Linked DNA regions of Homo sapiens: region 1 is linked to region 2. The links are chromatin contacts, found by Hi-C or POLR2A ChIA-PET in ENCODE. All regions are on one chromosome and are shown on one strand. Each heading gives the region's core, a stretch centred on a gene start or an enhancer-like site at or near the end of the contact. The rest is flanking DNA. Distances are from core to core; before and after follow the strand shown.

What was found. Hi-C counts contacts between places; a loop is a spot of excess contacts on that map. ChIA-PET counts read pairs that join two places held with the same protein, here RNA polymerase II (POLR2A). Pooled maps may share reads with other maps.
Region 1: a loop to region 2 is called in a map of dorsolateral prefrontal cortex, with 2.7 times the contacts of the local background. The contact joins two enhancer-like sites. A Hi-C loop is called at or near these places in 1 of 168 maps with a recorded cell type or tissue (dorsolateral prefrontal cortex) and 8 of 50 pooled maps. POLR2A ChIA-PET finds 5 or more read pairs at or near these places in 1 of 52 experiments (MCF 10A).

What each region holds. Positions count from the first base shown.
Region 1 is chr4:10,095,033-10,099,876 of GRCh38, forward strand. It overlaps WDR1 (WD repeat domain 1), which reads right to left. Exons shown (of 15, transcript NM_017491.5): 4 at 3,960-4,107; 5 at 2,679-2,859. Among named protein-coding and RNA genes, the nearest start is that of MIR3138, 19 kb to the left of the region's middle. RefSeq lists enhancers at 1-18, 596-1,795, 1,200-1,689. Within about 2 kb of position 1,464, at least 33 of the 41 ENCODE cell types and tissues checked have a DNase peak (open chromatin) inside an H3K27ac peak, as active enhancers do; they include dorsolateral prefrontal cortex, where a contact is called at or near this core.
Region 2 is chr4:9,690,218-9,695,505 of GRCh38, forward strand. It overlaps LOC124900660 (a long non-coding RNA gene), which reads left to right. Exons shown (of 5, transcript XR_007058019.1): 5 at 73-337. It also overlaps the pseudogene FAM86MP. Among named protein-coding and RNA genes, the nearest start is that of DRD5, 89 kb to the right of the region's middle. RefSeq lists silencers at 1,324-1,403, 1,464-1,513, 1,524-1,673 and enhancers at 1,981-2,491, 2,492-3,001. Within about 2 kb of position 1,599, at least 31 of the 41 ENCODE cell types and tissues checked have a DNase peak (open chromatin) inside an H3K27ac peak, as active enhancers do; they include dorsolateral prefrontal cortex, where a contact is called at or near this core.

The sequences.
Region 1 (4,844 bases), core at 214-2,713, 400 kb after region 2:
AAGCTCAGGGCAGCTTCCTGGTCCCGGCCACAGGGGGCCTCTGCAGGGAGTGGGTGCAGAAGGCGCAGATGAAGACAGGCCCGAGTTGCCACCACAGCTGCTCATTCTCAGGAGGCGAGGGGCGGCAGGCAAGGCCACCAAGGCCTGAGCGCTGGTGCGGAGGCAAAGGCAGCCCAGACTCAGCCGTCATGTGCTGCAGAATGAAAGATCTGGGGAAAAAAGACCACTGCTATGTGGATTTCACAGCAAGTGGAACTTAATTCCCTCTAAAATAAAAAATGCCCACATATGGTTTTAAAATCTTTTACTATAACAGGCTCAATTAATTCCTGAGAACTTCCACATCCCAGGCTTTCCGACCACATCAGAAGAGCCCACATACGGGAGGAAGCCCAGCGATGCTCAGCCCACCATGTCCTCAAAGCTGACTGTGGCTGGGCCTCATGTTAGCACTCACACCTCCTCTCACTTCCCCCAGCCTGCACGCGCTCCCTTTGTCTTGGGGTTGGTCATGGAGAGCACGACCGCAGCTTTCCTCTGGGGTCCGGAGGGCTTAAGTGCAGATACACACCAAAGTGTATCTGCAACTCAGAAGGTATTTGGGGGCAGGTGTGGGGTCCCTGAGCACCCTTCCTGTCCTTCCTATGCGTGGGCAGTTGAGTCCGCACATGTCTCCTGAGCATGTGGATGGTCACTGCTGCCTCTCACACCCTCCCTGTGGCTGAGGGTGCAGCACGCAAGGGTCACTGTCACCCTGTTTCCGGGAGGGCCCAGAGGCATGACTCACCCGAGGGGGGCACAGCCACCTAGCTCTGTGCCAGGCCACAGCCCTTTCTATTTCTCCCAGGTCCTCAGGCAGGGCCCATGGTTGTGGGTTCCACAAAAGACTTCAAGACACATGGTGGTACCCACCCTGGAGCTGGGCTAGCTGGGCAGACATTTGTACCCAACACTCCTGGGCCAGGGCAGTGGGGTGAAGTCCTTTCTGAAGTTAGAAAGGACAACTAAAGAGAAAGAATGTTCTGGACAAGTCCCCAAGCAAGCACACAGGGGCACAGCAGCCTGGTGAAGAAGACAGGCTCCAGCCCACCCCTGGAACAAACTGGTGCCCCTGACCCTGCTGAGCACCCTGTGCTGGGTTTAATGCACAGCTGCAGAGTGGAAATGATCCCTCCCAGGGCAGGCCAAGGAGCCCCCACCCACAGCCGGCTTCTAGCTACCACAGAAGTCTCTGAGCTGCTTCCTCCTGCCCTGGGCTGAGATGGGGTGTGCAGCTGACTCAGCATTACTCACCCTGCTCTGCAGTGCCTCCACCCTAGCGAAGAAACATGGCCTGAAGCCACAGCCTTCAATACAGCTCCCAAAATAGCCAGGTCTCCACTACCTACCCATTAGGTGGTAGCCACAAGAGCAGAGTCTGAGAGCTGCCGCGTGTTCAGCTGCATACAGGGAGCCTCCCTATGCTTTCACCTGCCCAGCCAGGCCCAGCTCAGCCTGCGGTTCCGTGACAAAATGAAGCCTGTTTCACTACGAACGGGGCATCCTTGGAAAGCCCCCTCCTGTACCCTAAGCCAAGAACAGTCTCTGGAAATTCTGCTCACTTTGTGGGTCCCGTCCTCGCCCTTTCCAGCTGCACTGCGCAGGCTATTTATGATTCATGGCATGATGTCACTAAAATGGACAGTGCTCCTCACTGAGCCACTTTAAGGACATGATCTCATTAATCCTCCATGAGGCAGACAGTGAAACCACTGACGGTTCCAAGAGGAGTCCCGAGAACTTGGTCCAATCTGCAAACACAACCTCCTCCAAGGACATCAACAGTCCCTAAAATGTGCATTTCCGGGTCCATTGTTCTTGTCCATCCTCAGCGCAAGCACAAGCGGGATGGGGAAAGCCAGGGCAGAGCCGTGGGGTTGTGCTGAGACTGGCTGCTGGGCTCCTCCCCTCACTCCTACAAAGCTGGGGCAGGAAAATGGGCATCACAGATGCTCCAGACCTGCCAGGTGGCTCTCCTACTTCAAATTCATAGTCAAAACCCTCAGATGCTGCTGGCCCCGGCACACCCCCGTCTTGCAGAAGGGAGAAGTGAGGAGGCTTGGCAAGGCCTGGGTGCCTAAGGCGGGGCGCATGCACGGCATGGGCCTCTGAGATGCTGCCAGCTACACCCAAAGCCTGCCGCATTTCTGGCACATTTCTTCCACAAAGTATCTTTCAGTCTTCTAACCGTTTGTCACTTTGCAGGCGCATCACTGCCCTCACTGTCTCTAGGAGAGACCAATCTGGATGTCCCGCAAGCTCCCTTCCTCTGCCACTTTGGTGGCTCAGCTAACAGCAGGCCCTGCAGGCTCCCCTCTCTAATGAGCACCTCCAGCCCCAGATGCTTGCCTGGTTACACGGTCAGGGACATTCCTGCCCCAATCCCCGACAGGCACACATCATCCTAGGGCAGGGCCCTTCCTTGTGGGAACCATCCATGCCCAGCTGAGGGCCTGGGGAGGACGAGTGCTGGGTGGGGGAGCCCTCCCTCTCTCTGCACACCCCTGGGAGCCCACTTCTGTGTATCATGGCATACGTGGCATGTGCTGTGGTCTCTGCCATCAGCATCTAAACAGGCTCAGCCTCTGCTAGCCTCATGTACAAACCACAAATTTCACCCAAAAAGTAAGTTCACTTACGCCAATTGTGAACTTGAACTTGAATGGGGGTCCCTCAAAGAATGCCGCGCAGTTATCATCGCTTCCCGTGGCCAGCCGGTATGGCCGGCTCTGCTTGATGTCCACGCTGTTGATGACTTTGTTGTGTCCTGTAATCTCGCCCACAGAAGAGCCACTATCCCAGAGGAAGACTGCTCCAAACCTTGACCCAATGACACAGGTGGAAGACAAAAAAAAAAAAAAAAAATCAATCCCAGAAGGCTGGTAAGCAATCTGATAGCTGAGCTGCCAGTGCACAGAGGATGGAGTGACTGTCAGCAGGCAGCTCAGAACGCCACAGGGACAAATGAGGGAAGCACTGGGGTTCTGGCTCCACAAGGCATTTGTCCAAAGGACCCAAGAACAAGATGGGGCAAGCCGGCGCCTTCGGGAAGGGGATGCATGTGTGTGTCTGTGGGGCCCCACGCCACAGGGCCCAGGGCTATCTTTACAGCTTCACCATTCTCCTTACAGTTCTATTGGGAGGGAACAGTTACCATCCCCTACAGGAATGAGATGCCCTGCTCTTGGCTGACATTCAACAAAAACACTGTTTTAGTTACTATTTGCTACTGAAAAAAGAAGGAATTAAGACCAACAGGAATGACTTGAGAAGCCATGGAAAAACACCTACTAGAACATGTACGAGAAAGTGCCATTCAGTGAAGAACAGACATGCCACTGTCAAGTTCAAGGGGTTATGGCCAGCCATGGTGCTGCAGGGGGGACTCTGACTCTCTTGAATTAAAAAAACCTGGGTTTCGGCACCAACCTCACCAGTCACTAGGCCCCTGAGGTCAGTAGCCACCCAGTGCCACCCAGCCAGCATCCACTGCCCCTCCCTCCTCCATCAGAGACCCTTGGGGGAGGTGCCCAGCTGGAAGAAACAGTTCAGCCTCCCTGGCAGCTTCATGGGGCAGCTGCTGTGAGGGACCCCGAATAGAAGTGCTGTTGCTCTTTCACTCTGTCCCCTTCTTGCTGCCTGCAGGTGGGCATGAGAGCTGGGGTTCTAGCAGGCAAGGCACTCAGGACGTCAGAGGAGATACATGAGTGCTGGGCCCTGGTGACAAACCCAGTGTGATGTGGAGTTCTACCTTACCTGGGGCTGCAGCCAGCCCTCACGGGGCCCGGCACCTACTGGGAGCTCAACCCTCACGAGTGCAAGTTAGTACAGACATCAGCGCATCCCCCTCCCAGGGTCATAGCACATGGACGCATGAGCCACAGCAACAGGGCAGGGAGGGGCTGAGAGGAGTGACTCACTTCTCCCTTCCTTCCCCGACCACGGCGATCCTCTTACTGTCTTCAGTCCAAGCAATGTCTTTGATCTTCCCAGCGAAAGGCTGGTACTCATACTTCAACAGGTGCTCCTTCTGCGTGGTATCCCAGATCCTCAGCTTCCCAGACACATCTGTGGGGCACAGCGGGCGGGGGAGGGGGGGAGGCGGTGGTGGGGTAAAGGGCAGGGGGAGAGCCACAGGTCACTGCCGGGCCAGGGCCACGTGGCCATAGGCCCACTCAGAACCATGTCTGGTTGCTTAGGCTTTCTAGAGGAAAAGGCCTAGTGAAGAGAACGTGTCTTAGGGCAACAATATTCAGCCACCCTTAAGTCAGAGCCCGTGGCATCCAGAGGCCTGCCATTTGGGCCTCTGCATTTTGCCAGAAATCTTGCCAGAAATCATCTGGATAACAAACCCTGCTTAGGCATCAGAAAAAGCCCAGGGACACATCATGGTAAACTCCAATATGCCAGGAAGTGGTTTAGTTTTCTCACTGTGTTTCTTTTCTTGTAGGGGCATCAGAATGACGTGTGGGCCTCAGGCCACCTTTGTGGAATGGGACGGCACTGGCTACACCTGCCTCTCCTTTGCAGTTGCTGCAGTGACTTCTGGAAACGAGGTGCACAGCTGTGAGGGTGCAGCGTGCTGCCCACTGCGATGCCTCAGCGTGGCCTGGCGGCCTCCACCTGGGCCTGCAGACCGGGCTTCCTGTGCAGCTTCCCAACAGCGTGCTGCTGCCTGGCAAATCAGCAGCCTCACTCACACACCGAGCAGTTCCACGACGCACAGGAATCCAAGCGTAAGATTCTTCTGTGAGAGTAGCAGGTGGGTGTTGCGGGGGAAGGAGAATTACACACAGAACTCGATG
Region 2 (5,288 bases), core at 349-2,848:
AGTTAGTAAAATAAGCCCAGGATTTATGAGTGTAACTAACCTGTTCCCATTGGTTTTCCTTGTCTCCTACAGGCAGAGAGCTGATCAAAACAGCAAAAGCAAAGCAGTGCCCCTGGCCCAGTTCTGAAGCCAACCTTCCTTAACCACGCAGACCCATCCCTGGTTAGGACTTGCTGTGGATTCTCAGGTGACTCCATCTCAGGATACAGGGACTGAGAGGGTATATGCAATATCTCAGACCCAGAAACCGTTGATTCTGTCTAAAAGCACAGCAATAACCACATCCCACCCTCTTGATTTAAATGAAAGTGTTTGGGAGAATAAAAGATGAACCTTTTTTTTCTTTGTCAGATCTTGCGCTCATTTGGTTCTGGTGGGGAACAACAGCTATGAGAGAACAAGTGTATTCAATTAGAATTAATTCCCCTCTCTTATTCTCATAGCTGAGCAGGGCTCAAGTGCCTCTCATCTGAAAGAGGTAATAAGATTTAATCTGTCTCCTCATCTACCTTCTGCAAGTATACTCAACAAATTAGCTCTCTGGACTCTTCCAAATGGAGTTTTATGAGGCATTTGCTAAGGTAAACGTTTTAGACTTTGAACACAGTTCAGATTTCAGGGGCAGTACTGAAATATGAACTGTGTTGCTAACTGCCCTGCCTTTCAACTCAAGACACAATAACTTTGAACTAAAATAATTATATTTTTGTTGTTTTCCACTCTGTCCCCAAGTCTATATCACCACCACCGCTAATCCCACCCCGCAGGAGCTAACTCCTCCTTCCTGTCCCTGCAAGATCAAAACTCCTCCTGGAAGCCCCGCTAGCTCTGTCTGCTCACCTTCATGGCAGATATCGCTATTGTACTTTTATATTCATTTGTATCATAAGTACTTCAATGTCCACTTCTTCCACGAGCCCCTGAGACCCTGGAGGGTCTGGACCACACCTAGTTTTTCTCACTGTTACATCTGCCTTGCCAGGCGCATGGTAGGCGCTTAGTAAGTATTTGGTGAACGAATGGCTTGTTTGGTGACAGTCCAAAGGCTGGAGGACAGAGGGAAAGCTCCCTCCTGTCGGGCCCCAGACGGGTGGCGCTGATGGAGAGGCGGCTGGGATAAGGCCTCCAGGACCGAAGCGCGCACCCATAAGGCCCCTGCCAAAAAGACCTTCCTGAAGGCGGAGGAACTGCGAGAGTGTCTACTTTGGCCCAAGGCCTGACTCGACGATCCCAGGGACCCTTGCCCTAACCGGCCCCGCCTCCCGGGCCCCAAACCCGTACTCGGCCCCGCCCAAAGCTCCGGCTCCTAGGGCCCGCCCCTGGCCCCGCCTCGGCCGACCATGGCCTTGCTCCTGGGCCTGCCTCAAACCCTCCGCAGGTAACGCCTCCCGAACGTGAGCCACACTCCGATTCCCTCCTCAAACCCCTCCCCGTTTCCCACACCCTGGACCCCTCGCTCCGTCTCGGCCCCGCCCCAAGCCCAGCTCCGTCTCGGCCCCTGAGCCCAGCCCCGACCCACCTCCCAGTCCCTGGGTTCCTCCCGACACCGGCGCCTCCCTAAGCTCCGCCTCCCAGGGCCCGAGCAGCGCCTGGCCATACCCCCATGGCCCGCCTCCTGAGCGTAGCCCGCAGCCCAGACTCGGACCCGCCTCCCGGACCCTGGGCCCCTCCCCACGTCGGCCCTCCCTAAGCTCTGCCTCCCAGAGTCCGAGCACCGCCTGGTCATGTGCTACGACATAGTCAACGCCCCGCCCCGGCCCCGCCTCCTGAGCCCTTCTCTGTGCTATTGTTTTCTTCTTAATAAAATGGGGGATATAATGATAGCTACCTCTTAGGGTTGTTGTCAGAGTTGAGTACAAAAGCCTGTGGATCAGTGCCTGGCTCATGGTAAATGCATGTCGGTGTTAGCTACTGTTTTTATTCGGTCTGAAAATGTTTAATAAATGCCTTTCGTGAGCCCGGCACCATGGATCAGCAGTACCCATGACAGATGAGGCTCTGCTTGCATGGGAGAGCCAGAGAACAAACAAATAAATGAATAAACAAGAAAAGACCAGATGAGAGTAGCTTTAAAGCCAATAAAACAGGGAAATGGTGAATGGAGTAACTGGGGAGAAGAGTCACCAAAGTCGGGGAATCAGGGAAGCCTTCCCCAAAGAGGTGGCATTTGAACTGGGGCCTGAGTGGTGAAGCAGCTAGCCATGGGAAGGGCTTGGGGAACAGGATATGCAAAGTCCCTGTGGTGGAAACAAGCCAGCTGTGGTTGAGGAACAACAGCAAGGCAGCCAGTGTGGCTGGAGTGGAGTGAGCAGGGTGGGCAAGAGGTGAGGGAGAACAGGCCAGAGAGAGGGATTAGGACCAGGTCTTGTAGGGCCTTTTACGGCATGGAAGGAGCTCTGAAGCAATGAAGTGCCTTGCCCCGTGTCACATACCAGCCGAGACAGTCTGCCTAACTCGGGAGCCAAAGCTCGCTGCTGGGCTTGAGGCCCCTGTAAGAGGACAATGTAACCCAGGCTGGTATGGGCACATTCTGCATTTCCACTTAAACTCAGATGGCAAGCCCATCAAACCTTGGTGCCATGGCTGCCCTGGTAATTCCTGGCTGACCAGTGCAACCAGGGAGCTGGCCCATGACCTGGGTGGCAGCTAAGTAGCCAAGACTAATGTGGCCAAGAGTCAGTCTTCTAGCCTTCTTCCTGTGACTCATCCAGGTGCACCTGCAACATTTGAAGGTCAGGCTTTCAGCTGCTGTGGCTTCCACTTCCAACTGGCTCCACGTCCCCAAGGAGAGATCACATAGCGCTTTGCCAACACATTCTATTGCACGTTTAATGTTCCTGTGAATGCACCCTTGAGATTTCTCTCTCTTCCCTCCACATAGAGCTTAGAAGCAAAGTTAAGAGACTCATCAGATTCTGAGCTTCTGTGGGATATTTTGCAGAAGGTAAGAGTCCCAGAGTCCCTGGGACTCATGACCCTGCCTCCTGAATCTCTCCGGAAGACCTGAGAGAAGAACCACAGATGTGCTTGTACCCTTTAAAAACACCCCTGTTCAAAGAACAAAAACATTGAGTCAGCACTGCAGGTGGGTGTCAGCACCTCCGATAGCTCCAGCACTTTTGTTTTCTATCTAAGACTTAGACAAAGACATCAGTATATACAAAAATCTGCATAAGAGGGGGGAATCTAGGGAATGTTTTTTAAACCATCCACAGCAGAAACAGAGATGACAGGTGCAAAACAGCTTCTAGCATTTGGTAGATGCTCAGAGAGTTTCTTTTTTCATTTATGAGGCCTGTCCTGTCCACTCCTGTCTATTCTAGACCTAAATGGGCCCTTGCTTTGCCCAGGGTGGGGTTTGCACTCAAGTGCATCTGCATGAAGGTGAGAGGCAGGATCACCACCCGGCCCAGCCACAGCCTGACCTTGGCCTTGAGGGCCAAGTGCAGATCACCCTGCATCCTGGGTCTTCACCTTCAAAGGGCCATGAGCCCTTCAGAAAAGACAAAGCAACAGACTCCCTCCCAGAAAGAAGTGCACCAGAAGAATACGTTTTCCATACAAACTCAGGGGAGGCAGACATCCTCCACCCCCACCCACCCAGCCCATCCTAGGAGCCCCAGTGAAGAATTCCTGTGCTAGAGGTGAACCAAGATTATCCACGTGGAAAAGATGCAGCCACAGCAGGGAAGACTTTCAGGGCAATACAGTAGGACAGGGCTTCAAGCAGGGAGATACCTGAAGTTATCTTGCACCCTACTCTGAGTTTCACCCTGAGCCTCACTCTCGTAGGTGGTGAAGCATGAAATGTAGGGAGAGCTGCTTTAAAATCCAGCAAAAGGCTGGATGCACTGGCTCACACCTGTAATCTCAGGACTTTGGGAAGCTGAGGTGGACGGAACACCTAAGGTCAGGAGTTCAAGACCGGCCTAGCCAACATAGCAAAAACCCATCTCTACTAAAAATACAAAAAATAGCTGGGCGTGGTGGTGCACGCCTATAGTCCCAGTTACTCGGGAGGCTGAGGCAGGAGAATTGCTTGAACCTGGGAGGTGGAGGCTGCAGTGAGCCAAGATCGGGCCACTGCACTCCAGCCTGGGCAACAGAGCGAGACTCTGTGTCAGAATAAATGAAAAACCAGCACCAGCCTGAAGAGCCTGTATATTGCGTGGGGTACTTTGCTGCCCTTGGGCAGAATCTGCATCCCTCCCAGCCAGCAGGCACTGCGGACCGTCTCCTCCCTCTCCCTCCAGGCTCTTGTTTTCCCACCGTCCCCCCTCCTGCTGCACAATTCCCTCTGCCCTCATTTCCAAGTGCCAGGCTGTGGCCACCTCAGAGCTTGCACCGGCTGTTCCCACTGCCTGGAACTTGCTCGTCCTGCACTTGGCTTCTCTTGGCTTTAGTTGGAGTGTCACCTCCCCTCCATCCTGTCCCCAGGGACACATGCTCCAAGAGAGCAGTTGCCGAGTGGGCCTTCCTGCCTCTTCCATAGAGCCAGACAGTTGGCGACTGTCCTTACTGCAAACCCTGGTTCACACTGGCTCCCCTGGGAGGGAGGTGGTTTGGGCCCACATGCCCTGTGTTCCTGCTCAGAATGGGCATTAGAAATGCTGCCATAGCCTGTGCCACTGCAGTGGAAGCATTTTTAGGAAACGGCTTATATCTTAAGACAAACTGCAGATGCGTGGGGCCAGAACGCTGTGTCCATCTTCATCTTTGCTGAGGGATTGGGTAGCCTGGAGTTTGCCCTCTGCTGTGTTGGCTTGAAGCTCATAGGAGACTTAAGATGGGCTCTCGAGCAACCAACGTTCTGTCCTTTGCTGTAGACTGTGAAGTATCCTGTGTGTGTGAAGCACCCGCCGTCAGTCAAGTATGCCTGGTGCTTTCTCTCAGAACTCATCAAAAAGGTCAGTTATGGGCAGTGTCCACCCAGTAGCCGGACAGCATAGCCACCTGCATGCTGCACACCCTGTCCTTCCCAGGCCCTGGGCCTGCTTTGCAAACCCCAGCATGGCAGGGGCCTCCCCAGGCAACTGGCTGCAGCTGTGTGTGACCCATGGGAAACAGTGCAGGGCGGGAAGAAGGGGAGGCCAGCGTCTCTCCCTCACTCTGCCTCCTGGGGTTTCCGCAGCAGCTGCTTCTCTGGGGCCCCAGTTTCTAGCATATGGATTCTCATTCCTACCAGGCTGGCCCAGCCCACAGCACTGGAACCCTCACCCACACCCTCTGTCCTGCCCGCCAAAGGGTTTGGAGTTTCCTGCTCTTTTCCGTCTCTCGGTTGCCCCACG